Linked DNA regions of Homo sapiens: all the other regions are linked to region 4. A link is a contact called in ENCODE Hi-C or POLR2A ChIA-PET data. All regions are on one chromosome and are shown on one strand. Each heading gives the region's core, a stretch centred on a gene start or an enhancer-like site at or near the end of the contact. The rest is flanking DNA. Distances are from core to core; before and after follow the strand shown.

The links. A loop is a pair of places that touch in the nucleus more often than their neighbours do. ChIA-PET counts read pairs that join two places held with the same protein, here RNA polymerase II (POLR2A). Pooled maps may share reads with other maps.
Region 1: a map of naive thymus-derived CD4-positive, alpha-beta T cell shows a loop between it and region 4 (3-fold over the local background). The contact joins the promoter of KDELR1 here to the promoter of LMTK3 in region 4. A Hi-C loop is called at or near these places in 2 of 168 maps with a recorded cell type or tissue (CD8-positive, alpha-beta T cell and naive thymus-derived CD4-positive, alpha-beta T cell), 2 of 37 single-sample maps with no recorded cell type and 7 of 50 pooled maps. POLR2A ChIA-PET finds 5 or more read pairs at or near these places in 8 of 52 experiments (Caco-2, GM10248, H1 and 4 more).
Region 2: a map of B cell shows a loop between it and region 4 (17-fold over the local background). The contact joins the promoter of GRWD1 here to the promoter of LMTK3 in region 4. A Hi-C loop is called at or near these places in 7 of 168 maps with a recorded cell type or tissue (B cell, CD4-positive, alpha-beta memory T cell, CD8-positive, alpha-beta T cell and 3 more), 2 of 37 single-sample maps with no recorded cell type and 16 of 50 pooled maps. POLR2A ChIA-PET finds 5 or more read pairs at or near these places in 3 of 52 experiments (Caco-2, H1 and activated CD4-positive, alpha-beta T cell).
Region 3: a loop to region 4 is called in a pooled map, with 3 times the contacts of the local background. The contact joins the enhancer-like site here to the promoter of LMTK3 in region 4. A Hi-C loop is called at or near these places in 1 of 37 single-sample maps with no recorded cell type and 4 of 50 pooled maps. POLR2A ChIA-PET finds 5 or more read pairs at or near these places in 5 of 52 experiments (B cell, GM10248, H1 and 1 more).

The regions. Positions count from the first base shown.
Region 1 is chr19:48,388,718-48,396,383 of GRCh38, forward strand. KDELR1 (KDEL endoplasmic reticulum protein retention receptor 1) reads right to left here and starts at 2,834. Exons shown (of 5, transcript NM_006801.3): 1 at 2,551-2,834; 2 at 1,707-1,807; 3 at 836-994. The coding sequence starts at 2,641. It overlaps GRIN2D (glutamate ionotropic receptor NMDA type subunit 2D), which reads left to right and starts at 4,951. Exons shown (of 14, transcript NM_000836.4): 1 at 4,951-5,151; 2 at 5,941-6,219. RefSeq lists an enhancer at 1,661-1,800 and silencers at 2,671-2,990, 7,339-7,522.
Region 2 is chr19:48,443,785-48,451,217 of GRCh38, forward strand. GRWD1 (glutamate rich WD repeat containing 1) reads left to right here and starts at 2,199. Exons shown (of 7, transcript NM_031485.4): 1 at 2,199-2,408; 2 at 2,601-2,718; 3 at 2,897-3,059; 4 at 6,529-6,742; 5 at 6,882-7,024; 6 at 7,250-7,433. The coding sequence starts at 2,222. It overlaps GRIN2D (glutamate ionotropic receptor NMDA type subunit 2D), which reads left to right. Exons shown (of 14, transcript NM_000836.4): 14 at 1-1,147. The coding sequence ends at 153. RefSeq lists enhancers at 86-777, 1,950-2,029, 2,190-2,279.
Region 3 is chr19:48,410,028-48,417,453 of GRCh38, forward strand. GRIN2D (glutamate ionotropic receptor NMDA type subunit 2D) reads left to right here. Exons shown (of 14, transcript NM_000836.4): 5 at 3,964-4,078; 6 at 4,346-4,557; 7 at 4,837-5,005; 8 at 5,975-6,128. Among named protein-coding and RNA genes, the nearest start is that of GRIN2D, 20 kb to the left of the region's middle. RefSeq lists enhancers at 4,361-5,082, 4,788-4,927. Within about 2 kb of position 4,037, at least 4 of the 41 ENCODE cell types and tissues checked have a DNase peak (open chromatin) inside an H3K27ac peak, as active enhancers do.
Region 4 is chr19:48,506,704-48,513,679 of GRCh38, forward strand. It overlaps LMTK3 (lemur tyrosine kinase 3), which reads right to left and starts at 5,132. Exons shown (of 15, transcript NM_001388485.1): 1 at 4,798-5,132; 2 at 3,756-3,889; 3 at 3,320-3,470; 4 at 2,734-2,810; 5 at 2,148-2,266. The coding sequence starts at 4,873.

The DNA of each region.
Region 1 (7,666 bases), core at 1,584-4,083, 120 kb before region 4:
GGAAGAAAAGGAAGAAAGGAAGAAAGGAAGGAAAGAAGAAAGAAAGGAAAGAAAGGAAGAAAGAAAGAAAGGAAAGAAAGAGAAAGAAAGGAAGGAAGGAAGGAGGAAAGGAAGAAAGGAAGGAGGAAAGGAAGAAGGAAAGGAAGAAAGAAAGGAAGGAAGGAAGAAAGAAAGGAAGGAAGAAAGGAAGAAAGGAAAGAAAGAAAGAAAGAAGGAAAGAAAGAAAGAAAAAAGAAACTAGCAGATTTGGAATTCAAATTCAAGAAGGCTGGGCCAGGAATGGTGGCTCACGCCTGTAATCCCAGCACTTTGGGAGGCCAAGACAGGCAGATTATTTGAGCCCAGGAGTTCAAGACCAGCCTGGTCAACATGTGAAACCCTGTCTGGACTAAAAATACAAAAATTAGCAGAGCATGGTGATGTGCACCTGTCTTCCCAACTACTCGGGAGGCTGAGGTAGGATAATTGCTTGAACCTGGGAGGCGGGGGTTGCAGTGAGCCGAGATCATGCCACTGCACTCCAGTCTGGGCAACAGAGCGAGACTTTGTCTCCAGAAAAAAAAGAATCCCTAAGCCTCAGTTTCCTCATCTGTAAAGTGGGGCTGCTGAGAAAAGTAAGTAGGTGAAATGCTTAGGGTAGTGACTGACACATAGCGAGTCTTGCTGCTGTTGTGTTAATTTCCTCTGACCCCAGAGCCCATGCACTGAACTTATGCATCCTAAAATAAGGCAGTTTGGGCACACCCTGCAGAAGGAAGCCTGTGAGAGGGTCTCCTGTCATAGCTACTCTGCCACAACCATCCCCCCAAATAAGGAGTCACAGCAAGGCGCCTACCTCCAGAGGGGTGAAGTCATGATTGACCAGGAACGCCAGAATGGCTGTGGGAACGACCAGGAACTCCACTCTGAACGTGTCATGGTTCCCATCGTAAGTAGCTTTGAACTTGCTATAAATCAACCAGACCGTGGTGAAGGAGCAGGCTATGTAGACCACCTGAGGAGGGGGATGATGAGAAGGGGCCTCAACTCACAGGCCTGTGCCCCAGTAGGCTCAGAGCCCGGAGTCCAGGCCCCTCCCTCAGACGCAGGAGTCCAGACCCCCAACCCCTCCTCCCTCAGACCCAGGAGTCCAAGCCCCCAGCCCCTCCTCCCTCAGACCCAGGAGTCCAGGCCCCCAACCCCTCCTCCCTCAGATCCAGGAGTCCAAGCCCCCAGCCCCTCCTCCCTCAGACCCAGGAGTCCAGGCCCCCAACCCCTCCTCCCTCAGACCCTGGAGTCCAGGCCCCCAGCCCCTCCTCCCTCAGACCCAGGAGTCCAGGGCCCCATTCCCTCCTCCCTCAGATCCAGGAGTCCAGGCCCAGCCCCTCCTCCCTCAGACCCAAGAGTCCAGGCCCAGCCCCTCCTCCCTCAGACCCAGGAGTCCAGGCCCCAGTCCCTTCCTCCCTCAGACCCAAAAGTCCAGGCCCCCGGCCCCTCCTCCCTCAGACCCAGGAGTCCAGACCCCCAACCCCTCCTCCCTCAGACCCAGGAGTCCAGGCCTCAGTCCCTTCTTCCCTCAGACCCAAGAGTCCAGGCCCCCGGCCCCTCCTCCCTCAGACCCAGGAGTCCAGGCCCCCAGCCCCTCCTCCCTCAGACCTAGGAGTCTGGGACCCACACCCGGCTCCTCTGCCTCAGTGGGGGCCAGAGAGGTGGGGTGGAGCCTCTACCTTCATACACGTGTTGTAGAGTGAGATGTAGTTGGTGAAGAGGTCCAGATATCGGGCAGTGAACACCACAGCAAACAGGACCTGGCTCTTCCCTGAAATTCCTGTGGTCCAGAGACAGAGAAAGAGAGAGAGAGAGAGACAGAGAGAGAGAGAGAGACAGACAGACAGACAGACAGACAGAAGGAGAGAGGAAGCTGGGGGTGGGCTGCATGGGCAATAAACTAAGGCAGGGCGCCCGGGACCAGCCTGGAGGCAGCTCTGGAGTGCAGCTGTCCCCGGAGGCCTCCCCAGCCCGCCCCGCCTGAGCAGGGCCCTTTCCCACGGACCACAGCCAGGGGGCAGCCCAGGCCCCCGAAGCTACTCCAGCCCGAGGCTCCGTCCCAGACTAGGCCTCATGGCTACCCCTGGCCCCTCAGGGTCCTCCCGCAGTCTGGACCTGAGGTGAGGCCTAGGGAGGACCTTCCCTGACCTCAGGCCCCGGATCCGGTCACCTCCCTCCCGTTCCCTTCCTGGCCGCCACGGTCCACGTCACCAACTCACAGCCACCTCCCCGCCTGCCATGGTTCCCTGTTCCCGGTCCATGAACCCTCGGGCTGCCCAGATTGGGGCTGGGGGTGGCTGAATTGGGGGCCTAAAGCCATTCACATGAAACTGTATGCACCCCCGCCAGTCTGGGGAAGGGAGCTGATCCCCTGGAGACCCAGAACCTAGAAGAGAGATCCCCAGCAAGCAGTGGGGGTGGAACCTGTGCCCCTAGTGCCCCCAAACCCTTCCTGAGTCCTGCGACGTCCCCCAACCCCCGCCCGCAATCTCTCTCCTTCGCCAGCCCTGGTGGGCCTCTCACCGGCGCACGAGCGGGACTTCCAGATTTTGAGCAGTAGCAAGATGATGGCGAGGAGGTGGGAGAGGTCTCCCAGGAATCGGAAGAGATTCATGGCTGGGGAACCCTGGCAGGGCTGAGCGGGAGGGAGGCAGGCTGGCGGGGGGGTGCCCCCCGAGGCTGCTGGTCTGAACGGGTAGCTGGGCTGGGGGGACGGAAGAGGGACCCTAGGTGCGCTCCGCTCCGGGGAGGGGACTTTGGGAGGGGGAGCAAAGGCTGGAGCTGGCGGCGGAGCTGGAGCCGGGAAGAGGGAGGAGAGCGAGAGGGGGAGGAGTCCGGGAGGAGAGGCTCCGCCCCCGAGGGCGGGGCCTGGATCCCCGGCGCCCCCTATCGCCCACCTCCTGCTTTGCCGTGGCGGCGCTAAACGCACCCCCAAAGCTGCCCCATAGGAACTTGGGAGGGTCGCAGGGTTCGGAAAGTGCCAAATCCAGCACCGGTTCGCCCAGGCAGTCTGTGTCTCTGGAAGAGACGCAGTCCAGTACACCAGCCTCAGCCCTTGCAGGGATGTAGAGACTGCCCTCTGAGCTTGAAAAATCCTGCAGGGACCCGGAGGCTCAGCTGCTAGCTTTTGCAGCTTTCAGGCACTCTAACTCCAATCCCCCAGAAGACAAGAAAGATACCCCACCTACTTCCTCCCCTAGACCCAGGACTCAAGGCCCCAGCCCGTTCGTCAAACCCAGAAGTCTGGGTCCCCAGCCCCTCCTCCCTCAGACCCAGGAGTCCAGACCCCCAGCCTCTCCTCCCTCAGACCCAGAAGTCCAGACCCCCAGCCCCTCCTCCCTCAGATCCAGGAGTCCAGGCCCAGCTCCTCCTCGCTCAGACCCAGGAGTCCAGGCCCCCAGCCTCCTCCCTCAGACCCAGGAGTCCAGGCCCCCAGCCTCCTCCCTCAGACCCAGGACTCCAGGCCCCCAGACCCTCCTCCCCCAGATCCAGGAGTCCAGGCCCCCAGCCCTTCCTCCCTCAGACCCAGGAGTCCAGACCCCCAGCACCTCCTCCCTCAGACCCAGGAGTCCAGATCCCCAGCCCCTCCTCCCTCAGACCCAGGGGTCCAGGGCCCCAGCCCCTCCTCCCTCAGACCCAGGGGTCCAGGGCCCCAGCCCCTCCTCCCTCAGACCCAGGGGTCCAGGGCCCCAGCCCCTCCTCCCTCAGACCCAGGAGTTCAGGGCCCCAGCCCTTTTCCCTCCTAGGACGCTGTTCCTTGGAACTTAGGGTCCCACCCCCACCATCTTATGGATCAAACATCCTAACCTTAAGAATCTAGATCTACAGTTTCTCCCTTTACGACCCACAGATTTAGGCCCTGATTCTCTTCTTTTTCAGGAATGTGCACCTCACCCTGTTCTCCCAGACCTTGAGGATGAAGGAAACAGGAGCCTCACCCAGGAGGCTCAAGGCCAAAACTCTGACCCAAACTACCTCAGGAGCCCCTGGCCCTGGCTTCCCCCCTGCTCCAGAGTTTCTGCCCTGCCCACACACACACACCCTCTTCCACCCTCAGAGGCCCCGGTGTCCTGCCCCACGCTCTACCCCAGAGCCCCACGGGTGGCTTTATAAAAGTGCCGGGCCCAGCCCTCTAGCAGGAGGGGAATGCTGGGCATCTGGGTGTGGGACCCCCGGGGAACAGCCTGTGGTCTGGACTCCTGCATCTATGAGGGGACAGACGTGGCTTCCCTTCCGGATGATGGGGTACCCACAGATGATGGAGGCCAGGGTCCCTCAATAAAAGAAGGGGTGCAGGCGTGTTGATTTCTTCAGAGGGCTGGAAGGACGGGGTGCCCAAGGGTGACATCCACGAGTCTTGGGTCCCTGAGGGTGGCTTGTACGGGGGAGAGTCGGGATGACTGAGTCCTTAAAAGAGACTCCGACTTGGAGGCGGTCCCCAAATTCCTGGGTCCCAGTAGAGAAGGGGACTCCTGGGTCTGAGGGAGGAGGGGCTGGGGGGTGGGACTCCTGGGACCAGGGTCGAGACCTGGTTTTCAGGCCTGGCCTTCTGGGGCAATAAAAGCCACAGCTTGGGTCTTAGTGTGGCGAACACTGAAGTCAGGGAAAGGCCTCCTGTTTCCAGAGCCTCAAGGCAGGGCGGGGGCAGAGGGCAGCAACCCCCAGCCCTGGAGTCTAGCTCTGAAGCTGGTGTCTCCATACCGGGTTCTGAGTCCCTGCCTGCCTGTCCCCAGCCTGACTTCTTCCTCCCTTTTTATTTTCAGCCCCTCACTCCCTTGTCCCAGGAGGAAGGCAGAGGCTGGTAGCTAGGGGTGGGGGGCGGCCCCCTCCCCAAGCCTGGCAGGAGAAGGGGTCCCCAGGGAGGCCAGGAGGGGGGGCTGTGGGTCTCCCGGCAGTGGCAGACGGGGACTGAATGTTAATCGCATCCCGAGTGAGTGTGTGTGTGCGAGAACACAGCGAGTGTGTGAGTCCCTCCCGCTCCAGCTCCTCCAAGCCGCGGCCGCCGCCGCCACCCTCGCCCGCAGCCTCCCGCAGCCTCCCTCGGCCACCGGTGCCTGCTGGGGGTGTTGCCTGGGTAGGTCGGCCCGGCCCCCAGGGGTCTCTCGAGCGTCTGCCATCTGCCCGGTGAGGATCTGTGTGTCCGGGTGTCTGGGGCTGGCTGGTGGAGGGGGGGTGTGTCTGTAAGCGCTGCGGCGGCGGAGGGAGGGAGGGGTCTGTCTGTCTGTACCGACCCTGAGCTGCCTGCCTGGGTGTCGTGGGGCTCCCGCTCCTTCCCCCCGGCCCCCCCAAACCCAGATGGATGGTGTGTACCTGGGTTCTGTGCCTCCTGCCTGCGTCCGGCCAGGCGTCTGGGCGTCCCCGGCTGCCTGTGTCCTCCTGTCTGTCCAAACAGCCCCTATCAGCAGTGGCAGCCTGGCCCCCATTAGACCCCCCACTCTGTGTGTGTGTGTCTGTGTGTGTGTCCCTCCTCAAGCTCTGGGGGTGTTGAGGGGGAATCCCAGGGAAGTGAGATCGTGCGTGTGTGCGTGAGTGTATGTGTGTTTCTGCCTGTGTTTGAGAGTGGGGGAGTCAAGGGGGGGTCTAGAGGTGGCCAAGCGAGGAAGGGGCAAGCAGTTCCCCAAGCAGGCAATCTCCCGCTCCTCACACGCACACACCAGCCACTAGCTTCAGAGGTGACCCAGACAGACAGATAGACACAGACGCTGGAAGGGGGGGTGGGGGGGCTGAGGGCACAAAGCGGGGGTGCGAGTGAGCCAGGGAGAGGCGGGACTGGACACATGGAAAGGGGGGAGGAGCCGGGGCTGAAGCGGCAGAGGGGGGCACCCCGGGTGGGCGGAGGGGGGATCCCCACGGGGTCGGGGCGGCAAGAGGACACCCCGACAGCCTCTGCAATGTCCGGGGCCCAACTTCCAGAGCAACATGTGTAGCCACGTCCTCGCCTAGTCCAGGTGGCCGCAACCTTGGGGGAGAGACAGGGCAGGACAGGACCAAGGAAGAGGAAGGAGAGACGGAGCCAGGGACAGACAGGAGGTCCGGGCTGCCGCTGCTGCCGCCACCACCACTGCCGCCGCCCCGGGGCCTGCCCCCCGACATCGGCTCTCTGAGCCCTCCTCGGAATCTTGGGGTCGCTGGACGCCGGGTTCCGGTCCTGGCCCCCCCGCCATCCCCCCAACAGAACAGGGTCATGAAAAGGTAAGGCGGGGACAGGGGATGCAGGGATGGTGGTGGGAATGTGGACCCCCAAATCTAGGACAGAGGAAGTTGGCAAGAAGCCTCGTGGAGGGAGGGGGTTTGAACGGTGGGCAGGGGTCTTGACCCCCACCTAGCTCCCCTGTCCCTCAGGGACTCTCCTCCACCCTCTCTCTCTCCCTCTCTGAGCCCCTTTTTCCTGAGTCCCTACACCTCAGACCTTTCACGCCCCCATTTCTCTGACACTTGGCTCCCTCTCCCCATCCCCACATACCTGATGCCCCATATCCCTGTGCCTCCATCTCTCTATCTCACCTTCTCCCTGTACCCCCCTCCCTGCATCAGTCCCCCCATCGCGAGCCGGTCCTCTCCCTCTCTCCTCTCGCTCTCCCCTCCCATGTCAGAGCTATGAGTCTGCTATTAATACCCCCGCCAAGGACCTTGAGGGCATCCAGGCCCCCAGCACCCCTCGCCCCAAGCTCCCACCCCTTCCTCAAGGTTCTGGAACACCCTTCCAGCCTCTTCCAAGCATCAGGATTCGGGTGGGGAGAGACCGATGTTGTGTGTGTGTGTTGGGAGGTGAGGGGGGAGGAAACGGGATGCCGTCTGCAGCACAACTCGAGGTTGTGGGGGGAGCTGTTGATCGAAGTGGCCGCTCCTCTCTTCTCTGTTGGATGCTGTGGGGGGCAATGAAGACAGGGACACCCTAGGAATTTCTGGCACCCTCCTCCTCCTCCCCGCTTGGGGACAGGCTGTGCTATGTACAGGATCTAAGTGGGGTGACTAGGGAGGCCAGAGCTCGGTGGGGGGGCACCCAGGATGTTGGGAAGGATAGGGTTTGAAACCAAAAGGGGATCCTTAAGGGAGGACAGGAGCCGGAACCCGGACTCCTGGGTCCTTGGGGGAAGAGGGGAGCTGGGGACCTGGACTCTTGGTTCCTGCAGGGAGAGGAGGCTGGGCACTGGAGTTCCAGAGTCTTGGGGCAGGAGGGGCCTGGCCTCCTGGGTCCTGGGAAAGAACAGGACCGAATGCCCAGACTCCCAAGGCCTGGGGGAGGAAGGGGCTGCCAGAAGGACTCCTGGGTCTTTACGGGAGGAGGTAGGGGATAGCGCTTCCGTCTGAGGAAGGCAGGCTGGGAGCTCAGTCTCCTGAGTCCCTGACAGGGCAGGAGATGAGTGTTGGGGACTTTAGCCCTATGCAGATGGAAGTGGAAACGGAGGCTCATGAGGAGGTAGAGATGGAGGCGGGGGGAGCGGGGGGTTGTCCAGAGGCTGGACTCTGTGATCCCTGAGGGCGTGGGTTCTGGGGGTTGGGCCTTCAGAGTCCTGGAGGACTGGGGATGCCCCTCCTCAGGCCCTGGAGTGGGGGAGGCTGCTCTCCCTAATCCCTGTGGTTAGGAACTGAGCATGCAGCCCCCGTGAGAAGGGTGGGGCCGGGGGCTGCCCTCCTG
Region 2 (7,433 bases), core at 949-3,448, 66 kb before region 4:
CTTACCGGGCCCTCCCGCCACGCTCGCAGGTGTCCGCACGCCGCGCACTGGGGGCCGCCGCTGCCCACAGCTTCCCACCGGAGACACCGGGGCGGGGACCTGGGCACCCGCAGGGGCTCGGCGCACTTCTCTAGCCTCGAGTCCGAGGTATGACGCGGCCCCGGGGGCCCCACCGCCCCCTTGGTCAGCGCAGGCCACGGCCCGAGGGGGCGCCCGCAGTGGACAGGACCCGCGTGGGTTGGGAAGGAAAGCAGTGGAACTGGCCGGACCCCGCCTGGAGCAGCGTCCTGCGCCCCCTGGTTCTGGAGGAACCGCAAGCCGGAGAGGATTTGGTCCCTCAACTATCACCCAGCCTGAGAACGAGGGGGCGGGGGCCTTGGAGCCCACCGGACTTTTTTTTAAACCCGACAAGGGCTTTTTAACGTCACCAGATGGGGCGGGAGGTGGGGGGTTCACGCCACTCCCGCGTCCCACCTCCACGCCCGGGGCCGTGGCCCCCACATCACTGTGCAGCTCCCCGGCCCCAGCCGCGCCTCCGGGGAAGCCCGTTTTTAACCTTTCATCCATTGGGACTCAAAACTGTGAGACGCGTTCGCCAAACTGTGACCCCAGACCTTGGCCCCGCCACACAGAAACCCCTGACCCAGACTGTGACATCCGACTCCTAAAATGGTCATCCGACTCCAGACTGTGACCCCTGACCCCAAACTGTGACCCGAACCCCAGACTGTGCCCCGACCAGACTGTGACCCTTGACATCAAACCGTGACACCCCCTCCTCCTCTTCCACCCTCGGTCGCTTTTCCCTACTCTGACCTAGGACACGTCCCCAACGGAAGCCCCGCCTTCCCTTGCACCGCGATGAACCCAACCTCCCTGAAGCCAAAACTTCCCACCCTGCCGCACCTCCGGACCACCCCACTTGCCACCAAGCACATCCTCTCCAAATCCAACCCTTATTTGCGACCCTTCAGTGATGACCCAGCAGACCTCCAAAAAGCCTCCTCTGCCCAGATCTCCAGCCGGGTCTGGGGCTGGGTTGCGGAGGGGAGGGTCTGGGAGTCCACACTTCTCCACCAACTTCCCTTCCCACTCTCTTATTCCACATTGCAGTGTTTGGAATAAACCATGTTTTTATGCCTCCTCAGTCCAAGCCTAAGCTCCGTATCTGTTAGCCCCCCTCAAATTCTCTGGAGGAAACAGAAACACAAAAGTCCCACAGGGGAAGAGGAGACAGAATTAGAGAGAGAACAGAGACTCTGAAAGGAGGTGCCTGGGGAGACAAAGACCAAGAAAGAGGAGGTGGGAAGAGACCCTGAAAAGAAAGTCGAGAGGGTACTGGGGCAGATAAGAGACCCCAAGAGAGTGGTGAGATAGATCCCGGAGACAAAACATATTAAGATCAAAGGTATGGTTTTATTTCCTATGGCTATAGGTACCAAGGCTTGCTACATTCTCAATATCCTGTTCATGCAAGCTAGGAGAGTGTCTGACATATCCCAGCCAATCCGCATTATCTTGAATGCTGTTAATCTCACCAATGAGAATCTATTTCTAACATTTCATTATGTCAATTAGCCAAACCGCTGGTGCTGATGGGCGATAAAGAGAGACGAAGCACTTGTAATAGCTGCCTCCAGAGGGTGGACTTTCTGATTAAGTGCTCGCTGACCAGAGCTGAAATGTGAATGTCTGGTTAGGCAATTGACTGCCCCTAGAGGGTAGATTGAACCGCCTAACTTACAGATAATATCCATCCTGTCTACAAGAAAGCATTTTTGAAACAAATGAAAGCCATCACAACAGAGAGAGGAAAAGAAACCGGCCTTATGGGTCCTCGGGGAGTAGAAACTCAGTCTCCTTGCCAGTGAAAGAGCAAATTTGCATATATGAATAATTAATTAACTGGAAAGAACGCTCTCGGAATCAAACTGGACAATGGGGAAAACAAGCCTCCCGTAGAACTACAACTCCCAGAAGGCCTTGCCACTACCGCGAGGAACAGCGCCCAAAGTCACGCGAAGATGCAGTTTCTCCGTATCCGCAGGCTTCTTTCGCTGGCGCCATTACCTGAGTTCTCCTCCAGCGTTTCCGCACCCTCTCCGATTAGCGGTCCCAGGAGTTTCCAAGGTAACCGCGCAGTAGGGCGGATCTCATTAGGCGGAAAGCGAAACCCGGAAGTGACGCTCTTACCGGGTGTCAGCAGCGAGAGGGTTCGAAGATGGCGGCGCGCAAGGGTCGGCGGCGCACGTGTGAAACCGGGGAACCCATGGAAGCCGAGTCCGGCGACACAAGTTCCGAGGGCCCGGCCCAGGTCTACCTGCCCGGCCGGGGGCCGCCGCTACGCGAAGGGGAGGAGCTGGTCATGGACGAGGAGGCCTATGTGCTCTACCACCGAGCGCAGACTGGTAGGGCTGAGTCCGGACTCCAGGGTCCTGAGGTGGCTGATCCCGAGCCTTTAACCTGAGAGGTGCTCGGGAAGAGAAGGCTGGGGTCTAAGAGAAGTGATTTCATACCGGAGGCGGTTGATCCATGAGGGAGGTGGGGACTGAGCTCTTACTGTCCCGTCTTAACTCGTAAACCCCGCCTTCCATCCCCAGGCGCCCCCTGTCTCAGCTTTGACATAGTCCGGGATCACCTGGGAGACAACCGGACAGAGCTTCCTCTTACACTTTACTTGTGTGCTGGGACCCAGGCTGAGAGCGCCCAGAGCAACAGGTAAGACCCGAGGCTTTTCCAGGACCAGGAGGCTCAGTTTCCAGCCCCTTCCTCAGCACCCAGGAGTTAGGGCTTCCAGTTTCTGCCTCTCGCAGATCCAGGAGTCTGGGTTTCCAGCCTCTCTCCTTCCTAAGAATCCTGGAATCTAGTGCCTAACTCACCCCACAATTTCTCCCAGACTGATGATGCTTCGGATGCACAATCTGCATGGGACAAAGCCCCCACCCTCAGAGGGCAGTGATGAAGAAGAAGAGGAGGAAGATGAAGAGGATGAAGAAGAGCGGAAACCTCAGCTGGAGCTGGCCATGGTGCCCCACTATGGTGGCATCAACCGAGTTCGGGTAAGTATGGTCCCAGGAGCCTGCTCTGCATACTCTGAAACACATCTGACCCATCCCCTGTGTCCATAACTCCCAACACCTCCTCATGTTCTTTTTTTTTTTTTTTTTTTTGAGACGTAGTCTCGCTCTGTCACCCAGGCTGGAGTGCAGTGGCGCAGCCTCGGCTCACTGCAACCTCTGCCTCCCAAAGTGCTGGGATTACAAGCGTGAGCCACCGTGCCTGGCCCATTTTTTTTTTTTTTTTTTTTGAGATGGAGTCTCGCTCTGTTGTCCAGGCTGGAGTGCAGTGGTGCGATCTTGGCTCACTGCAACCTCCCCTTCCCAGGTTCAAGGGATTCTCCTGCCTCAGCCTCCCAAGTAGCTGGGGCTATAGGCGCCTGCCACCAGGCCCTTCTAATTTTTTGTTTTTTGGTTTTTTTTTGAGATGAAGTCTTGCTCTGTCGCTTAGACTGGAGGGCAATGGCATGATCTCAGCTCACTGCAACCTCTGCCTCCCAGGTTCAAGCGATTCTCCTGCCTCAGCCAAGTAGCTGAGATTACAGGTGCGCGCCACCACGCCCGGCTAATTTTTGTATTCTTAGTAGGGACGGGGTTTCACAATGTTGATCAGGCTGGTGGTGAACTCCTGACCTCGTGATCCGCCTGCCTCGGCTTCCCAAAGTGCTGAGATTACAGGCGTGAGCCACCGCATCTGGCCAATTTTTTGTATTTTTAGTAGAGACAAGGTTTCGCCTTGTTGGCTAGGCTGGTCTCAAACTCCTGACCTCGAGTGATTGATCCGCACGCCTCGGGCACCCAAAGTCATGGGATTACAAGCGTGAGCCACCACACCCGGCCTCCTTCAGTTTTTAGAAAAGTACTTGTCACATAGTTTTATACAATTTAGCTATTATGATCAGTGTCATTACATGTTAGGTACTGTTTTAGATTATGAGGATATGGTTTATGTTCTTCACTTTTCTCTTTGGTAACATAGTGAGTTATAGAACTTATCTGATGGGGCTGGCATGAGGTCAAATGAAATAACATATAGTGCCTAGAATAGCACCTGGTTGTAATATGAGGTATGTATTTTCTGTTACTATTCAGGAACTGTTTTTGGTTGTGGCTGTTTGTTTTGTTTTTGAGTCATGGTTTCACTCCCATTGCCCAGGCTGGAGTGCAGTGGCGTGATCTTGGCTCACTGCAACCTCTGCCTCCCAGGTTCAAGTGATTCTCCTGCCTCAGCCTCCCGAGTAGCTGGGATCACAAGTGCACACCACCATGCCCAGTAATTTTTGTATTTTTAGTAGAAATGGAGTCTCATTATGTTGGCCAGGCTGGTCTTGAACTCCTGAGCTCAAGTGATCTGCCCACCTTCGCCCCCAAAATGCTGGGATTATAGGCATGAGGCACTGTGTCCAGCCTGTTTATTTGTTTTTTGCTTCAAAGCTAAAACATCTTCTGATCAGGTAGACTTGTAAGTACAATGATACGGTATATGAAGAGCACTTAGAGCAGTACTTGGCTGATAGCTGGGGCTGTCTGTTTCCATGAAATTATTTTTACTATGTTTCAGTACTGTTCTAGATGCAGAGGATTTAGCAGCAAGCAAAAGGTCTCTGGCTCCATCAACTTACACACTAGTGGGGGAAGGGAACGAGATGAAACTAAGTAAATGTGTACCATGTCCAAAGGTGTTAACTATCCTGGAAAAAATCCAATGAAGTAGGGGAAGAGGGTTAGGGTGCTCCAGGAGTGGGGTGCTATTTTTAAACAGTGTGGTTAGGAAAGTATTCTGTCATAAAATGCCATTTGCATAGATACTCACAGGTAGTGGGGCAGTGAACCCTGTAAAAGAATTTGCAGGCAAGGAAAAACACAAGTTCAAAGGCCCTGGGGTGAGCTTGGCATGTTTGAAGAGTTTCAAGTGAAGCGGGAGTGTCCAGTCTGTCTGGAGCAGAATGAACAAAAGGGAGAATGACACAATTTGGGGAGCGGGCACAGAGAAGACATTGTTCAGAGCCTTGTCGGCCACTGTAAGGACTCCAGCTTTTAATTGGGAGACGTTGGAGGGTTTCAGGCAGAGGAAAGACAGGGTCTGACTTCTGTTTTAAAGTGGTCCCTCTGGCTGCTGTCCTTAAATATCAATTGCAGAGAGGTAAGGGTCGGAGGAAAGAATCCTGTGGGGAGACTTACGGTATTCAGGGGAAGGATGACATCAGTAGTAGTGTGACAGCAATAGACATCATGAGAAGGGGGTTGGAAGTGAGCTTTTTTTTTTAGATGAGACAGAGTCTCGCTTTTGTCGCCCAGGCCGGAGCGCAATGGTGCGATCTCGGCTCACTGCAACCTCTGACTCCTGGGTTCAAGCGATTCTCCTGCCTCAGCCTCCTAAGTAGCTGGGATTACAGCCACCCACCAGCACGCCCGACTAATTTTTGCATTTTTAGTAGAGGCGGGGTTTCATCATGTTGGCCAGGGTGGTCTCGCTCCTGACCTCAGGCAGTCTGCCCTCCTCGGCCTCCCAAAGTGCTGGGATTACAGGTGCGAGCCACCGCGCCTGGCCCTGGAAGTGAGCATTTTTACTGTAGTCAGCATAGGTGCTGGGCATGAGGACCAAGAATGAGTTCTGAATTTTGGGGCCTGAGGTGGAGAGAGAGCAGTTGCAGGTGGCAATTAGGAGCTTGGCTTTGGTTGTATCAAGTTTGAATGGTCAGGCTGGCACAGTGGCTGATGCCTGTAATCCCAGCACTTTGGAAAGCTGATGCAGAAGGATCGCTTGAGACCAGGAGTTCCAGACCAGCCTGGGCAATAAAGTGAGACCCTGTCTCTACAAAAAAATTTTAAAAGCCAGATGTGATGGTGCTTACCCATAGTCCCAACTACTTGGGAGGCTGAGGTGAGAGGATCACTTGAGCCCAGGAGGTTGAGGCTGCAGTGAGCCATTATGGCATCACTGCACTCCGTCCTGGGCAACAGAGCGGGACCCTGTCTCAAAAACAAAAAAGTTTGAACGGTCAATGCAGTAAGAGTCTGGAGCCCAGGGGAGAGGTCAGGGCTAGGGGTATTGGAAACCTCGTGGCTGGACTGGGTCTCCTAGTGAACAAACACAGAGGCAAGGAGATCCGAGGACTGAGTCTTGTGGCCTTCTAGCATTTAGAGGGTTACCGAGACCAGGAGCCTGAACACCCTCCCAAGGGCTGGTGGGAATTGCAGCCTCAACTCCCAGGCATCCTGGGGCTCTATCCTCCCACCTCAGCTCCCCCACCCACTCCCACCCCCTGTGGAGAGCTGTCCCAGTTACCATGCTGGTTTTTGCAGGTTGTGATTTTCTTCCCACAGAGGTTTCAAGGAGCTGTAGTCCCAGGCCTGGGAGATCTGAGGAAGCGCACTTCTGGTTCTCTGGGATATGGGGAGCGTGGGGTCAGTGCCTTGATCCTCCTCTCCCCTCGCTTCACATCACCCTTCCCCCACCGCTCTTCTGCAGGTGTCATGGCTGGGTGAAGAGCCTGTGGCTGGGGTGTGGTCAGAGAAGGGCCAGGTGGAGGTGTTTGCGCTGCGGCGGCTTCTGCAGGTGGTGGAGGAGCCCCAGGCCCTGGCAGCCTTCCTCCGGGATGAGCAGGCCCAAATGAAGCCCATCTTCTCCTTCGCTGGACACATGGGCGAGGGCTTTGCCCTTGACTGGTCCCCCCGGGTGACCGGTGAGTCCCTGGGGTGTTCAGGAGTCCCGGGAGGTCGGGGGAGCAGGGTCTGCAACAAGGGGCCGGGCGCTTAGACTCCAAGGAGGGGAGCGAGCTGCGGCCAGGTGGGGCGAGGTCATTTCCTGACTCCCTTCCCCAGGTCGCCTGCTGACCGGTGACTGTCAAAAGAACATCCACCTCTGGACACCTACGGACGGCGGCTCCTGGCACGTGGACCAGCGGCCATTCGTGGGCCACACACGCTCTGTGGAGGACCTGCAGTGGTCACCGACTGAGAACACGGTGAGGGAGGGTGGGGTTCTGGTCGTTTAGTTCTGATGGATTCTAGGCCAGGGACCTAGAATCCTAGGTCTGAGGGAAAAGAGGGCTGGGAGCCTGACGGAGGTTTAGTTTCCAGGCCAAGTCATAGTAAGGGGAACAGTGAAAGAGAGAGTAGCCCACCGCTGGCGCTTGGGCTTCACTGCGGGCTGGGGGGCATTGGGACCACTCAGACTCCGCCTCCCCCAGGTGTTTGCCTCCTGCTCAGCTGACGCCTCCATCCGCATCTGGGACATCCGGGCAGCCCCCAGCAAGGCCTGCATGCTCACCACAGCCACCGCCCATGATGGGGACGTCAATGTCATCAGCTGGAGCCGCCGGGAGCCCTTCCTGCTCAGTGGCGGGGATGATGGGGCCCTCAAGATCTGGGACC
Region 3 (7,426 bases), core at 2,787-5,286, 98 kb before region 4:
GCCCCCCTCAGCCTCCCAAAGTGCTGGGATTACAGGCGTGAACCACTGCGCCCAGCCTGGACTTGATTCTGAGAGTAGTGGGGAGTTCACCGGAAATAGTATTCCAGTCAGGGGAAACGAGCATATGCAAAAACCCAGAGGGGAGAGAAACTTGGGCAGATGGTGGGACCACAATAGTTCCAAGCAGATGAAGGCCACAGAATTAGGAGTCAGAGTGACAGGCCAGGCGTGGTGGCTCACGCCTGTAATCCCAGCACTTTGGGAGGCCGAGGCGGGCGGATCACGAGGTCAAGAGATTGAGACCATCCTGGCCGACACAGCAAAACCCCGTCTCTACTAAAAATACACAAATTAGCTGGACATGGTGGTGCACGCCTGTAATCCCAGCTACTCGGGAGGCTGAGGCAGGAGAACCGCTTGAACCCAGGAGACGGAGGTTGCAGTGAGCTGAGATCGTGCCACTGCACTCCAGCCTGGGCAACAGAGTGAGACTCTGACTCAAAAAAAAAAAAAAAAAAAAAAAAGCAGTCGGAGTGTGGGTGGCACCAGGCCTTTGCCTTCAATGCAGGTTGAGAGGCCTGGATCTGTTCCACAGCACTGGTGAGCCAGGGGTGGGTTATGAGCAGGAGACGGGTGGCGTGAGTTTTGGGTATAGAAAGACGCCTCTGGGACCTGGTGGGGAACAGACTGGAGTAGAGAGATTGGAGGCTGGAGGCCAGGCAGGAGGCTGGGATGAGGGCCTAGGAGGGCTGTGGGGAGGCACAGAAGAAGACAGGGCAGAGAGAGCCCCAGGCCAGGAAGAAGGAGACTTGGGGACCGATAGGCTGGGTAGCGGGAGGGAGGAAGGCGGCTAAGAGTCTAGTCCAGTGACTGGGTGGATGACATGAGAGACAGTCAGAGTACCCAGGGTGATGTTGCATAGTGAAGATATTGAGGAGTCCAGGGACACCCCCGGCCATCCCCAGCCCTGGGCACTTCTAACCAGAGGAAGAGACATTTGAGCTCAGTCTTTAAGACACATGGAGTTGGTCAAGGCTGGGTACAGCGGCTCGTGCCAGTAATCCCAGCACTTTGGGAGGTCAAAGCAAGTAGATCATCTGAGCTTGGGACATGGCGAAACCTCGTCTCCACCAAAAATACAAAAATTAGTTGGGCATGGCGGTGCACATTTAAAGTCCCAGCAGCTTCACAGGAGGCTGAGGTGGAAGGATCACTTGAGCCTGTGAGGCAGAGGTTGCAGTGAGCCAAGATCACGCCATTGCACTGCAATCTGGGTGACAGAGTGAGACCCCGTCTCAAAATAATAATAATAATAATAATAATAATAATAATAATAATAATAGGCCGGCAGTGGTGGCTCACGCCTGTAATCCCAGAACTTTGGGAGGCCGAGGTGGGCAGATCACAAGGTGAGGAGTTCAAGACCAGCCTGACCAACATGGTGAAACCCTGTCTCTACTAAAAATACAAAATTAGGCAGGCGCGGTGGTGCTTGCCTGTAATCCCAGCTACTCAGGAGGCTGAGGCAGGAGAATCGCTTGGACCTGGGAGGCGGAGGTTCCAGCGAGCTGAGATTGCACCATTGCACTCCAGCCTAGGTGACAGAGCAAGACTCCATCTCAATAATAAATAAATAAATAAATAAGAAGAATAGTTGGTCAGGATAAGGGGTGGTATAAGGTTTTTCAGGCAGAGAGAACAGCATCTGCAAAGTCCTAGAGATAAGAAATCACTTGACATGTTTGGGAGACACCTTGAAGCCAGTGTTGATAGAGAAAAAAAAAAAGAATTTTGGGGTGAAAAGAGTTTGAAGTTTGAGGGTGGGAACTCTCAGAGATGCGGCTTCAGAGGAAGGCAAAGCCAGAACAAAAACAGACTCTAGGGGCCTGGCACAGTGATTCACACCTGTAATCCCACTATGTTGGGAGGTTGAGGTGGGAGGATCACTTGAACTCAGGAGTTCAAGACCAGCCTGGGAAAAGTAGTGAGACCCTATCTCTACTTAAAAAAAAAAAGAGGCTGGGCGTGGTGGCTCATGCCTGTAATCCCAGCACTTTGGAAGGCCGAGGCAGGCGGATCACAAGGTCAGGAGATCAAGACCATCCTGGCTAACACGGTGAAACCCCGTCTCTACTAAAAAAAATACAAAAAATTAGCTGGGTGTGGTGGCAGGTGCCTGTAGTCCCAGTTACTTGTGAGGCTGAGGCAGGAGAATGGCGTGAACCTGGGAGGTGGAGCTTGCAGTGAGCCAAGATCGCACCACTACACTCCAGCCTGGGCGACAGAGCGAGACTCTGTCTCAAAAATAAATAAATAAATACATACATACATACATAAAAATTTAAAAAAAAGAAAAGAAGAAAGAGAAAGAAAAGAAAGAAAGAAAGAGAAAGAAAAGAAAGAAAGAAAGAAAGAAAGAAAGAAAGAAAGAAAGAAAGAAAGAAAGAAAGAAAGAGAGAGAAAGAAAGAGGCGGGCCAGGCCAGGCGCGGTGGCTCACGCTTGTAATCCCAGCCCTTTGGGAGGCTGAGGCGGGCGGATCACCTGAGGTCATGAGTTCGAGACCACCCTGGTCAACATGGTGAAACCCTGTCTCTACTAAAAATACAAAAAATTAGCCGGGCATGGTCGTGGGCGCCTGTAATCCCAGCTACTCGGGAGGCTGAGGCAGGAGAATTGCTTGAACCCGGGAGGCGGAGGTTGCAGTGAGCTGAGACCACACCATTGCACTCCAGCCTGGGCAACAAGAGCAAAACTCTGTCTCAAGAAACAAAAACAAAAACAAACAAAAAACCACACATTAAAAAAAAAAAAAAAAGAAAGAGGAGGGCATGGTGGCTCATGCCTGTAATCCCAACACTTTGGGAGGCTGAGGCAGGTGGATCACTGAGGCTGAGGTCAGGAGTTCTAGACCAGTCTGGCCAACATGGTGAAACCCCATCTCTACTAAAAATACAAAAATTAGCTGGACATGGTGGTGAACACCTGCAATCCCAGCTACTCAGGAGGCTGAGGCAGGAGAATTGCTTGAACCCGGGAGGCGGAGGTTGCAGTGAGCCGAGACCATACCATTGCACTCCAGCCTGGGCAACAAGAGCAAGACTCTGTCTCAAAAAACAAAAACAAAAACAAACAAAAAAACCACACATTAAAAAAAAAAAAAAAGAAAGAGGGCATGGTGGCTCATGCCTGTAATCCCAACACTTTGGGAGGCTGAGGCAGGTGGATCACTGAGGCTGAGGTCAGGAGTTCTAGACCAGTCTGGCCAACATGGTGAAACCCCATCTCTACTAAAAATACAAAAATTAGCTGGACATGGTGGTGAACACCTGCAATCCCAGCTACTCAGGAGGCTGAGGCAGGAGGATTGCTTGAACCAGGAGGCGGAGGTTGCAGTGAGCGAAGATCATGCCACTGCACTCCAGCCTGGGTGACAGAGCAAGACTCTGTCTCAAAAAACAAAACAAAAACAAAAACAAACAAAATATTAGCCAAGCATGGTGGTGCATGTCTATAATCCCAGCTACTTGGGAGGCTGAGGCAGGAGAATCACTTGAACCCAGGAAGTGGAGGTGGCAGTGAGCCAAGATCATACCACTGCACTCCAGCCTGGGAGACAGAGCAAGACTCTGTCTCAAAAAAAAAAAAAAAAAAAAAGACCAGCCTGGGAAAAATAGTGAAACCCCATCTCTACTTTAAAAAAGAAGGAAAGAAAAGGGGACTCTAGGGCCTCAACACCAAGCTGAAAGAGAGTCTGGAACCTTATCCTGGGGGGCACTGGGCAGCCAAGGGGAGGGTGCTGAGCAGGGAAGGGGTATATTCGTGTTTTTGAGACCTTGGAGGTAAAAGAAGAGAGATTCCAGCTGGGGGCTGGGGCTGGTCTGCAGAAAGGGGACTTTCTCTGCCTTCCGCTGCCAAGGTCCAGCCCAGGCCCCAGCATGTCCCCTTTCCCTCCTCCTGGGCAGGTACTTCATGAACATCACGTGGGATAACCGGGATTACTCCTTCAATGAGGACGGCTTCCTAGTGAACCCCTCCCTGGTGGTCATCTCCCTCACCAGAGACAGGACGTGGGAGGTGGTGAGTCGTAGCCCCAGACCTCAGGCATGGCAGAGGGTGTGGACTCCTGCATCCTGGCAGAGGGGGGGCTTGAGGTCGTGGACTAAGAGGGAGGAGGGGACAAGGAGCCTGGACTCCTGGGTCCTGGGATCTGAAGGTGGGAGGGGCTCCTGGGTCTTGGAAGAAGCTGCTGCCCACACACCTAGGTCTGAGGGAAGAGGATCATGGAGGCCAGGATACACCGGGAAGTCTTCCCAGGAAGCCTGACTCTCTTTCCCTTTGGCCAAGGTGGGCAGCTGGGAGCAGCAGACGCTCCGCCTCAAGTACCCGCTGTGGTCCCGCTATGGTCGCTTCCTGCAGCCAGTGGACGACACGCAGCACCTCACGGTGGCCACGCTGGAGGAAAGGCCGTTTGTCATCGTGGAGCCTGCAGACCCTATCAGCGGCACCTGCATCCGAGACTCCGTCCCCTGCCGGAGCCAGCTCAACCGAACCCACAGGTGACAGCTCGGGATCCAGGAGTTCCGGCTCCAAAACCCGCCTCCCGTGAAGCCCAGTAGTCTGGGCCCCCAGCCCCCTCCTCCCTTGGGACCCAGGACCCACAAAGCCCTCCAGCTTGGTGACCTTAGGCAAACCTCAGAATTCTTTGAGCCTGAGTTTCCCCTGAAAGCGCTAACCATAGTTTTAGCTGCCGCCTATCCCTTCCTCCATATCCTCTCTTCATGAGAGAGTCTAAGGAGGGGGTCCCCAAACTCCCCAAGCCTGGTCACTGCCCGCAGCCCTCCACCGGATGCCCCCCGCCCGGAAAAGCGCTGCTGCAAGGGTTTCTGCATCGACATTCTGAAGCGGCTGGCGCATACCATCGGCTTCAGCTACGACCTCTACCTGGTCACCAATGGCAAGCACGGAAAGAAGATCGATGGCGTCTGGAACGGCATGATCGGGGAGGTGAGGGGGCGGACGGGAGGCGGGGAATCTTCGGGGCGGAGTCGAGAGGCGGGCACAGCCGGGCGTGGTGGCTCACGCCTGTAATCCCAGCACTTTGGGAAGCCGAGGCGGGCGAATTGCCTGAGCTCAGGGGTTCGAGACCAGTTTGGGCAAAACGGTGAAACCCCGTCTCTACTAAAATGCAAAAAATTAGCCGTGCGTGGTGGCGGGCGCCTGTAATCCCAGCTACTCGGGAGGCTGAGGCAGGAGAATTGCTTGAACCCGGGAGGCGGAGGTTGCAGTAAGCGGAGATCGCGCCACTGCACTCCAGCCTGGGCACAGAGTGAGACTCAGTCTCAAAAAATAATAATAAAAAAAAAGAGGTCGGCACCCTGGGGCAGGGGCGCGGCCAAATTGAGGAAACACCTGATTGGGGCCTGGGGCGGGGTCGCGGGAGGGACATGCCTTGGAACAGGGGGCGGGGTCAGGAGGTGTCAGGGGCGGGGTTTGGAGGAGGGACTTTGGAGCAGAGGAGGCGGGGCTAGGAGGGTGGGACTCCTAGGGGAAGGGGGCAGGGCTGGGAGGAGGGACTTTGGGGCAGTGGAGGCGGGGCTAGGAGGGTGGGACTCCTAGGGGAAGGGGGCGGGGCTGGGAGGAGGGACTTTGGTACAGAGGAGGAGGGGCCAGGAGGGTGAGAATCTAGGGGAAGAGGGTGGGGCTGGGAAGATCTGGACCAAGGCCTTGAGGTCTTGCTGGGAGCAGCCGGGTAGGACGCGGGCTACCAATTCCCAATCTTGTTCCCCATTTCTCACCTCCGCCCTTCCCTGCCCCACTCTTCGTCCCCCTCCTCACCCACCTCGCAATCCCTCTTGGCCCCTTCCCTCACCCTGTCACTGGTCTGCTCCCGGGGCCCGTCTCTGCTCGCCGTCCGTGTCAGTCTGTCCGCTTGAGCCGGGTTCCCCCGCCCACTCCTCATCGCCCCCACCCCAGGTGTTCTACCAGCGCGCAGACATGGCCATCGGCTCCCTCACCATCAACGAGGAGCGCTCCGAGATCGTGGACTTCTCCGTCCCCTTCGTGGAGACCGGCATCAGCGTCATGGTGGCGCGCAGCAATGGCACGGTGTCCCCCTCGGCCTTCCTCGGTAATCTGGGGCCCTGGGACAGGGAGCTAGCCCTAGGCAAAGTAGCCGTCCCCAACCGTGTGGGCCCTGGGATCAGAAAACCTGGGTTCCCGGTATCATCGGTACTTGAACCCGCTGTGCAACTTCGGTGAAGTGACATCATTTCTGAACCTCAGTTTCCTAATCTACAAGATGGAAGAAATAATTTCCCTACCCAGAAGACATTTCATCAAGAGGCTAAAGAAGCTTGAGCTCAGGAGCCTTCTCTTGCACTGCAGCTTCCAAGCCCTGCACCTGGTTTTGTATTCATAAGGTTGAATTATTTTTTCTCAAAGAGAGCCCTCCAAATTGTGCAAGCTTCAGGCCCCACAAAACCCAAGTGTTTTCCTGTACTAGGTATGAGATGAAGAGAACAAATTAGCATGGTACCAATACCTTGTAAGCACTTAAGTCACCATCAGTGTTTACTGAGCATCTACTATGTGCCAGGTGGTGGGCTCCACACTGGGAACACAGTGGCAAATGAGGAAGACACAAATCCCTGTCCAGTAGGATCTCTCAGCCTTGTGAAGGAGGCAGAAGATAAGCTTCTACTTCTCTCTCTCTCTCTCTTTTTTTTTTTTTCAGACAGAGTCTCACTCTGTCGCCCAGGCTGGAATGCAGTGGCACCATCTCGGCTCACTGCAACCTCAACCTGCCTCTCAGGTTTAAGCGATTCTCCTGCCTCAGCCTGCCAAGTAACTGGGATCACAGGCATGCACCACCACGCCTGGCCAATTTTTGTATTTTTAGTAGAGACGGGGTTTCACCATGGTGGCCAGCCTAATCTCAAACTCCTGACCTCAGGTGATCTGCCCACCTCAGCCTCCCAAAATGCTGGAATTACAGGCGTGAGCCACTGCACCCGGACAAGGGTTTTAACTACAGAAGATGGTGTGGGGATATATAATCAGATTTAAGTTTTTAAAATATCCAGCTCTGTGTAATCCCAGCTACTCCGGAGGCTGAGGTGTAAGGATGGCTTGAACCCAGGAGGCAGAGGTTGCAGTGAGCCAAGATGGCACCACCGCACTCCAGCCTGGATGACAGAGCCAGACCCTATCTCTAAAAAAGAACAAAGAAAAAAATCCCACTCTGTGGAAGCAAGTGGCTGGTGGGGATGCTACTGCAAGGTTTATGCCAGAGACAGAGTGGGGGTGTGCAATAGGAAGGTGACAGCAGACAGATGCAGGGTGTGGTTAGAGAGCTGCCCACCAGATGGGCTGGTGGCTTTGAGATGGATTGGGTAGAGGGACCATTGCTGAGCTGGAGAAGCGTAC
Region 4 (6,976 bases), core at 3,882-6,381:
TCCCAGGCTGGAGTACAGTGGTGTGATCTTGGCTCACTGCAACCTCTGCCTCTGGGGTTCAAACAATTCTCCTGCCTCAGCCTCCTGAGTAGCTGGGATTACAGGCGCCTGCCCACCACACCTGGCTAATGTTTGCATTTTTAGTAGAGATGGGGTTTCACCATGTTGGCCAGGCTGGTCTCGAACTCCTGACCTCATGATCTGCCCACCTCAGTCTCCCAAAGTGCTGGGATTACTGGTGTGAGCCACCGTGCCTGGCCAATTTTTTTGTATTTTTGTAGAGATAGGGTTTAGCCCAGGCTGGTCTCCAAGTCCTGAGCTCAGGCAGTCTGCCCGCCTTGGCCTCCCAAAGTGCTAGGATTACAGGCAGGAGCCCGACAAAGTGTTCATGAAGCTCCTGCCATGTGTGGGGCTTCAACAGTGGCTGGAGTTCCCAGCATGGGAGACTTGGGGTGGCTGGTGTAGAAGGAAGCCAGGATTCACTGCACACCCACGAATCTGGCCAAGGCCGGCCGCTCTGCTCTCAAATCCTCCCAGCAACGTGCTAGGCAGGATGATGATCCCCATTTGATCCAGATGGAACAGAGGTGAAGCGACTTGCCTAGGGTCACACAGCTGGTAATGATGGGAACATTGGGATTTGATCTCAGGTCTGTGGCTCGCCCAGCAAACGTCTACTGAGAGCCAGCAGCACTTGTGCTCGGGTAACGAGACAGACCCTGAGCTGCTGCTAGTAGAGACCTGCACTGTCCAACAGAGCTTTGCGAAGGTGGGAATCTTCTGGACCAGCCCTGCCTACCAGGGGAGCCACTGGCCACAGGTGGCTATTGAGCACTTGAGATATGATGAGGGTGGCTGAGGAAATGTGTTTTTAATTTGATTGCATTTTAATTAGCTTACATTTTATTTATTTATTTATATAATAGAGACAGGGTCTCGCTCTGTTGCCCAGGTGGGAGTGCAGTGGTGCAGTCATAGCTCACTCCATCCTCCAATTTCTGGCCTCAAGTGATCCTCCCACCTTGGCCTCCCAAAGTGCCGGGACTACACGAGTATACCACCGTGCCCATCTTAGCTTAAATGTAATAGGCATATGTGGCCAGTGTTTGCTGGCACAGGTTTAGGGAGAGACAGGCAATAAGCAAGTAAGCAAATGATATAGTGACAACCTGGGGTATGGGTTATGAAGAAAACACATGCCATGACGGGGTGAAGCACCCCAGGACCCTCTTTGGAAGGAGGGGAGGAGTAAGGGAAGATGTCTCTGAGCTGAGGCCTGAGGAAGGGAAGGGGCCCCATCCACACCTGGGGATGAGCAAGGAGTGATATTCTAGAGAGGATATAGCAAGGTCCGATGCGCTGCGGCAGGGAATTGGCTTCCGTGGGGAGGGTCAGTGAAGAGGCCAGCGTGGCTGGGGTGAGGGGGACATTGGAAGGAAGGGACAGTGTCAGACTGCGCAGGGCCTGTGGGCTGTCAGGAGGACCAGATGTGTCCTGTAGGCAGTAGGGAGCCATGGGAGGTTTTGGAGTGAGGGAGTGCCAAAACCCAATGTGTTTCTCAGGGTAAAGCCCACCTTTACAACTGTTCTGATAAGGGGTCTCTGCGAACACACCCTTTCCAAAACAGGGAACTCACTACCTCACAAGGAATTTATCTGGCAAATGGATACCTAGACCCCATCCTAGAAGCACTGAGAGTGGAGTAGAGACCAAGAAGGGCAGGGATGGAGCTCCACAGTGGCCTGCTCGGGCACCTGCTCAGGGACCTAGTCTGTGGCCTGGGGAAGGGAAGTACCAGCTGGTACCCAACATTGGACATGGGAATCTCACATCCTCTCAGCTGCCCTCTTCATGAGGACACTAGGGCTTCCTGGACTCACTTTCCAGATGAAGATCCGGAGGTTCAGAGGGGAGAGGAGCAGGCCTCTAGCTCAGCTTCTGTGCTCCCGCCTCCTCCACCATCCTGCCTCTCACTTCCCACCCTTAGCTCGGTCCAGAGGAAGAACCTGAGGTTCAGGGAGGGAAGTTCTCCTGCCAGAGCTGCACAACCGGAAGAGGTAGATTCCAGGTGTGACCCCATACAGCACTCCTTCCACTCCTGAATGTCACCTCAACAAGGCACACACCCACTGAGAAACCCTCAGTACCTGTACGGCTGTGCTTCCGAGATGAACTTGCGTTGCTCCAGGGGCCCCGCGCTGGCTCGGAGCTCCTTCACCACCACCTGGGCGGGGGTGTAGTCGGAGAAAATCTCTCCCAGGATCACCTGGTCAAGGGGCACCCAGGAGTCAGCGAGTGCCGTTTCCCCAGCCCCGTCCCCTGGGACCAGCTCCACTCCACCACACAGCTCCCAACCCCCGGCTCCTTCCCAGCTTCTCCCTCCACATCCCACCACCCTTGACCCCCACCAGACATGGGGTGAGACACTCACGGGCCCAGAATCCGATGGACGCAGGGACGGATGGAAGGATGGACAGACGGACGGACGCGTGGAGAGCCGGGTGGCGCGGCGGAGTGGTCAATGGAGTGAGGAGGGAGGCGCTGACTGACAGATGTCGGGGATGGGGCGGGTGGGAGCCGGTGAGAGGTGGACGGAGGGGGGATGGGAGGCTGAGGGGGCATGGGGAGGAGGCGAGGGACAGATGAGAAGTGGTGAGAGCAGGGGTGTGGACACAGAACAGGAGGACAGCTCGGGATCCATGGAGCCCTGCCTCCCCTCCCCAGCCCACTCACCTTCCCAAACCAGCCACTCCCAATCTCCTGCAGGTAGCTCAGGTGCTGCCGGCTAAGGCCCAGGGGGGTGGTCATGTCTGGGGAGGGCAAGAGGGGAAAGCCCCTGAGTCTCTCCCCCTTCCTGAGTGCTACCAACACACCCCAGGTCAGTGGGGACTGAGACAGAGCAGACATCACTCTCTTTTCATTGGCTGCCACCCACATTCCATGTCAGAATCTCAGCTTCCTCATTGGCTGCTCACAAGGCTCCAGCATCCAATCAGTCCTTCCTTTTGGCATCCCAAGCTCCTATGATGTGATTTCAGCCTCCCATTGGCTGCCTCTGAGACTGTGCTCTATGGTAATCTCACCACCGCTTGCCCCTTAAAAATCCCCAAATCTGGTTTTGGATTAAGCAATGGCTTCCACCAAGATGATCTTTGTCTGCCTCCCCATAGGCTGCTTCCAAGATTCCAGCGCTCCCACCTATGCCTTTCCCATTGGCTGCCGCTGGTCTCAACCGCCCCAGCCCCTGAAGGAACACACTCAACATCTTCTGGCCTTTCCCGGGACACCATGGGATGCTGGTCATGGCGTGGGGCAGTACCTGAGTGTGAAGGCTGCGGGGCAGGCATTGGCAGGGAGACCTCAGCCAGCGGGAGAATGTAGACATCAGGCAGCGACTGTGAGGAGGAGGTCTCCTCCGCAGGGGGAGTGTACTCCCCGGAGCAGTCCTCCCCTTCAGGGTTCTCAAATTCCTGGGGCCAGGAGAGGAGAAGAGGGGTGGGAGAACGCAGGGCTGAGAGACACGCCATCGTCTTTCTCTTAAGTTTGTCTCCCCTTCATTTTTGTAACTGTCTCCCAGTCCCAGCCCAATTTCCATCCCCCATTTCCCCATCCCAAGGCTCCAGATCTTGCCATAGCTTCAAGCTGGAAGGTGCTCTCGGATTTACTGCCCCCTTCTCCCCACCAACCACCTGTGTAGGGGGTAAAGGCCTTGCTGGAGTCTTCCTCCCCAAGTTGAATCCCCTCATGCACCTCACCTTGAAGCCGACATCGCCCCGTTTGCAGCACAGACAGGTGAGGAGGAGGAAGATGAAGGCCAGCAGGCCGGAGCAGGAAATGAGGACCACAGCGTAGGGAGGAGCCAGAGGAGCCCGGCCCAGGGCGAATCCATCTGTGGGCACAGGGCTGGGCTGGGGTCCCAGCTTCAAGTCCCTGGATACCGGAATCATGCCCCCTCCCGTCCCGGCACGTCTTGGACTACAACTCCCGTGATGCTCTGCGACCAGGGTCCCTTGGCAGAGGTGCAGAGTGGCCCAAGGCATTGTGGGAGTTGTAGTTTGGGGCCTTCCCAAGTGGTTGGATTGGGGGTGGGGTCTCTCTTCTCGTCCCAAACTGGGACCCCCGCCACCTCATCCCACCCCATCCCCTCACCCCAGGCTTGGATGAATTCCAATGAGGGTTGAAGGAAAGAGGAGTGATAGTGAAGTCTGGAGCTTGCAGAATTTAAAATACGCTCCCGTGGACAGCCTCATTACCCCTCGTTGGGGAGGAGGACTAGCTCTCAGCTGCAGGCTGGGAGAAGATTCTTGCCCCATGCTGGAACCCCCCAGTTTGTGGGGTTGAGATCTGTCTCTTTTAGGGACGCTTGGCGCACACCGATGTTCTCTATCCCCAGCCCAAGACCCAGAGAAGGGAACTCCGCAAGCCCTGGGTCTCTCCAGAAGCCAGAGACAGCCTCCCGTGTTGTGTCCCCCTTAGAAATAGTATTCCTGTCCTCTGCCCCCAATTCTCCCAGAGGCCCTGTCCTTCCCCTTCTTCCTGCACACACCAGCACAAACACATGCGTGCACGCATACACACATGTTGCCCAAACGGAGCCCCCTCCCCACCCAGCCCCCAGCCTCCCTCCCACAGGCCCTGCTGACAGAGGCACCGTCCCCGCCGCTCCGGGCCCTGCTGGGCTGCGGGAAGACGCGCACCAGGTGACGGGGCAGGACCCGCAGACAGACCCCTGGGCAGACAGCGAGGCCGCCGCGGGGGTGGGGGCCACCGGACAGACTGATGGCCCGACAGACTCACCGGGGTGGGCCGGGGACGCCAGGCAGCCGGAGGCGGAGACGGCCGCAAGGAGGATGAGGGCGCCGGGGGCAGGCATCTTGTCGAGGATGGCAGGGAGGTGGAGGTGGTGGCGGCTGGGGAGGAGGGGGGGGCGGGCCCTCAGCCCCCAGCCATGGGGACCCGCGCGACCCTGGCCTCCTCCCGGCCCAGGAGAGGGGCAGGAGACGCAGGACAGGGGGAGGGAGGGGCTGCTTGCTGGCTCAGGTACCCCCCTCCCCCTCTTTGAAGGGACAGACGGATGAAGGGATGGAGAGGCGGACAGAGGAGAGATGCTGGGGAGCCGGGGTTGCTGGGGTGGGGGGGAGAGGGTAGGATGGGGGGGGCGAGAAAGAGGGCCCCGCCCCCGAGGGCAGCCAGGATTGGGGGAGCAGAGAGCCTGTCACAGGAAGGGTGGGAGGAGGGAGGATGGAGCGTCGTCATGGCAACTGGCTCCCCCGTAGCATTGGCTGCCAGGAGGGAGGGGAGGAAATGGGAGGGGGAGGGACAGACAGGGACCGGCACACACTTGCAGCGGGGGTGGGGGGGCAGGGCCCACGGGTGCCTGGCCCGGACACCGCTGTGACATGCCACCAGCATGGACACATGTGCTACACGCTAAGATGCAGATGTCAGGCACGCGCAGCCCACACACAGCTGACACACGTCGCAGGGACCCTCATAGACAAGCGCATCACATACAAAGGTGGACAGCCATCAGCAGACGGGGACACGTACACGTCACACACAAAGACGCAGGGACCGCACTGGAAACGCACAGGCAGGCCAGCTTCCAGCACAGATGCACCCGGCCACGCAGGAACGTCAAAGCATCACAAAGACCCACACATGCCCCGGACAAAGTAAAGCCCCAGATCCACAGACGCACACGCCACAGACAAAGATCCCCACGGACACCACTGTGACATGCTGACACTCATAGTCACAGCCACGCAGACAGTCCCTAGACAAATGGGCAACAAAGAATACCCACAGACACAAGTATCACATACATGCACGTCACACAGACATGCACAGACAGCAATTGCACAGACACACGCAGACACACACATCACATGAACTAACATAGACACGGACACAGCAGCTACACAGAGACAGGCACATCACATACATGAGTACACAGAAACATAATACATGCATGTATACGGACACGTAACATGCATCACTCACACGGACACAAGCTTCACTCACATGGATACACACAGACACACTACATACACATGCATGCGGGCACACACAACTCATACATACAGGGCTACATAAATCACATGCAAAAATACACATAAATACACCACACACTGATACATACAGACACATATAACATGCACATATACACAGTCACACATACATAAGCACAGACATAGGCACACAGATCAAATACACAGACACACAGAGTTGCACACATCACATACCTAAACAGACATGGACACACACATCACAAATACACACACCTTTCACACAAGGTTACAAAGACACAGAACCCCACCACAGTCACACATCACATACATAAACACACACTGGCACACATAACACATACAAAGAGTCACACACCCACAACACAGACACAGACACGCGCACAGACACACGGGTCGCAAATACCCACGTTTCCCGTGCGGTTACGCAGACATTACACAACCACAGCACTTGCCTCATACAAAAGATACATGATCATAGTTTATTTAATGTATTTATTCTTATGAGTATTTAGTCTGTGCCAGGTATCGTCCGCAGCGTTTTACACGTACAGAATTACCTCTCAATCCTCACAACCGCCCTCTGAGACAGGTATTTTTTAATCATGCCCATTGTACAGATGAGGCAACTGAGGCACAGCGCGGGGTAGTCACCTGCCCCAAGGCACACAAGCCGGGGAGTGGCAAAGCTGGGACTGGAACCCGGTCCATCGGGGACACCGACACATCAGACAAGGACACACATACATCACGTGCCAGGCCGCCGCCGTCTCGGGGTCACATCCCACCCTCCAGCGCCCCGAGCTGCAGACACACCCGGAAGCGCGGACTCCCACCCTGGGCGCGGACCTCTCCATCGTCCGTGAGCACCTGCGAGGCGTTCCCCTGGGTGAGGCTGGGCCGGAGCTGCGCACCCAAGACGCAGCCTCAGCAACACTCGGCGCAGGCGA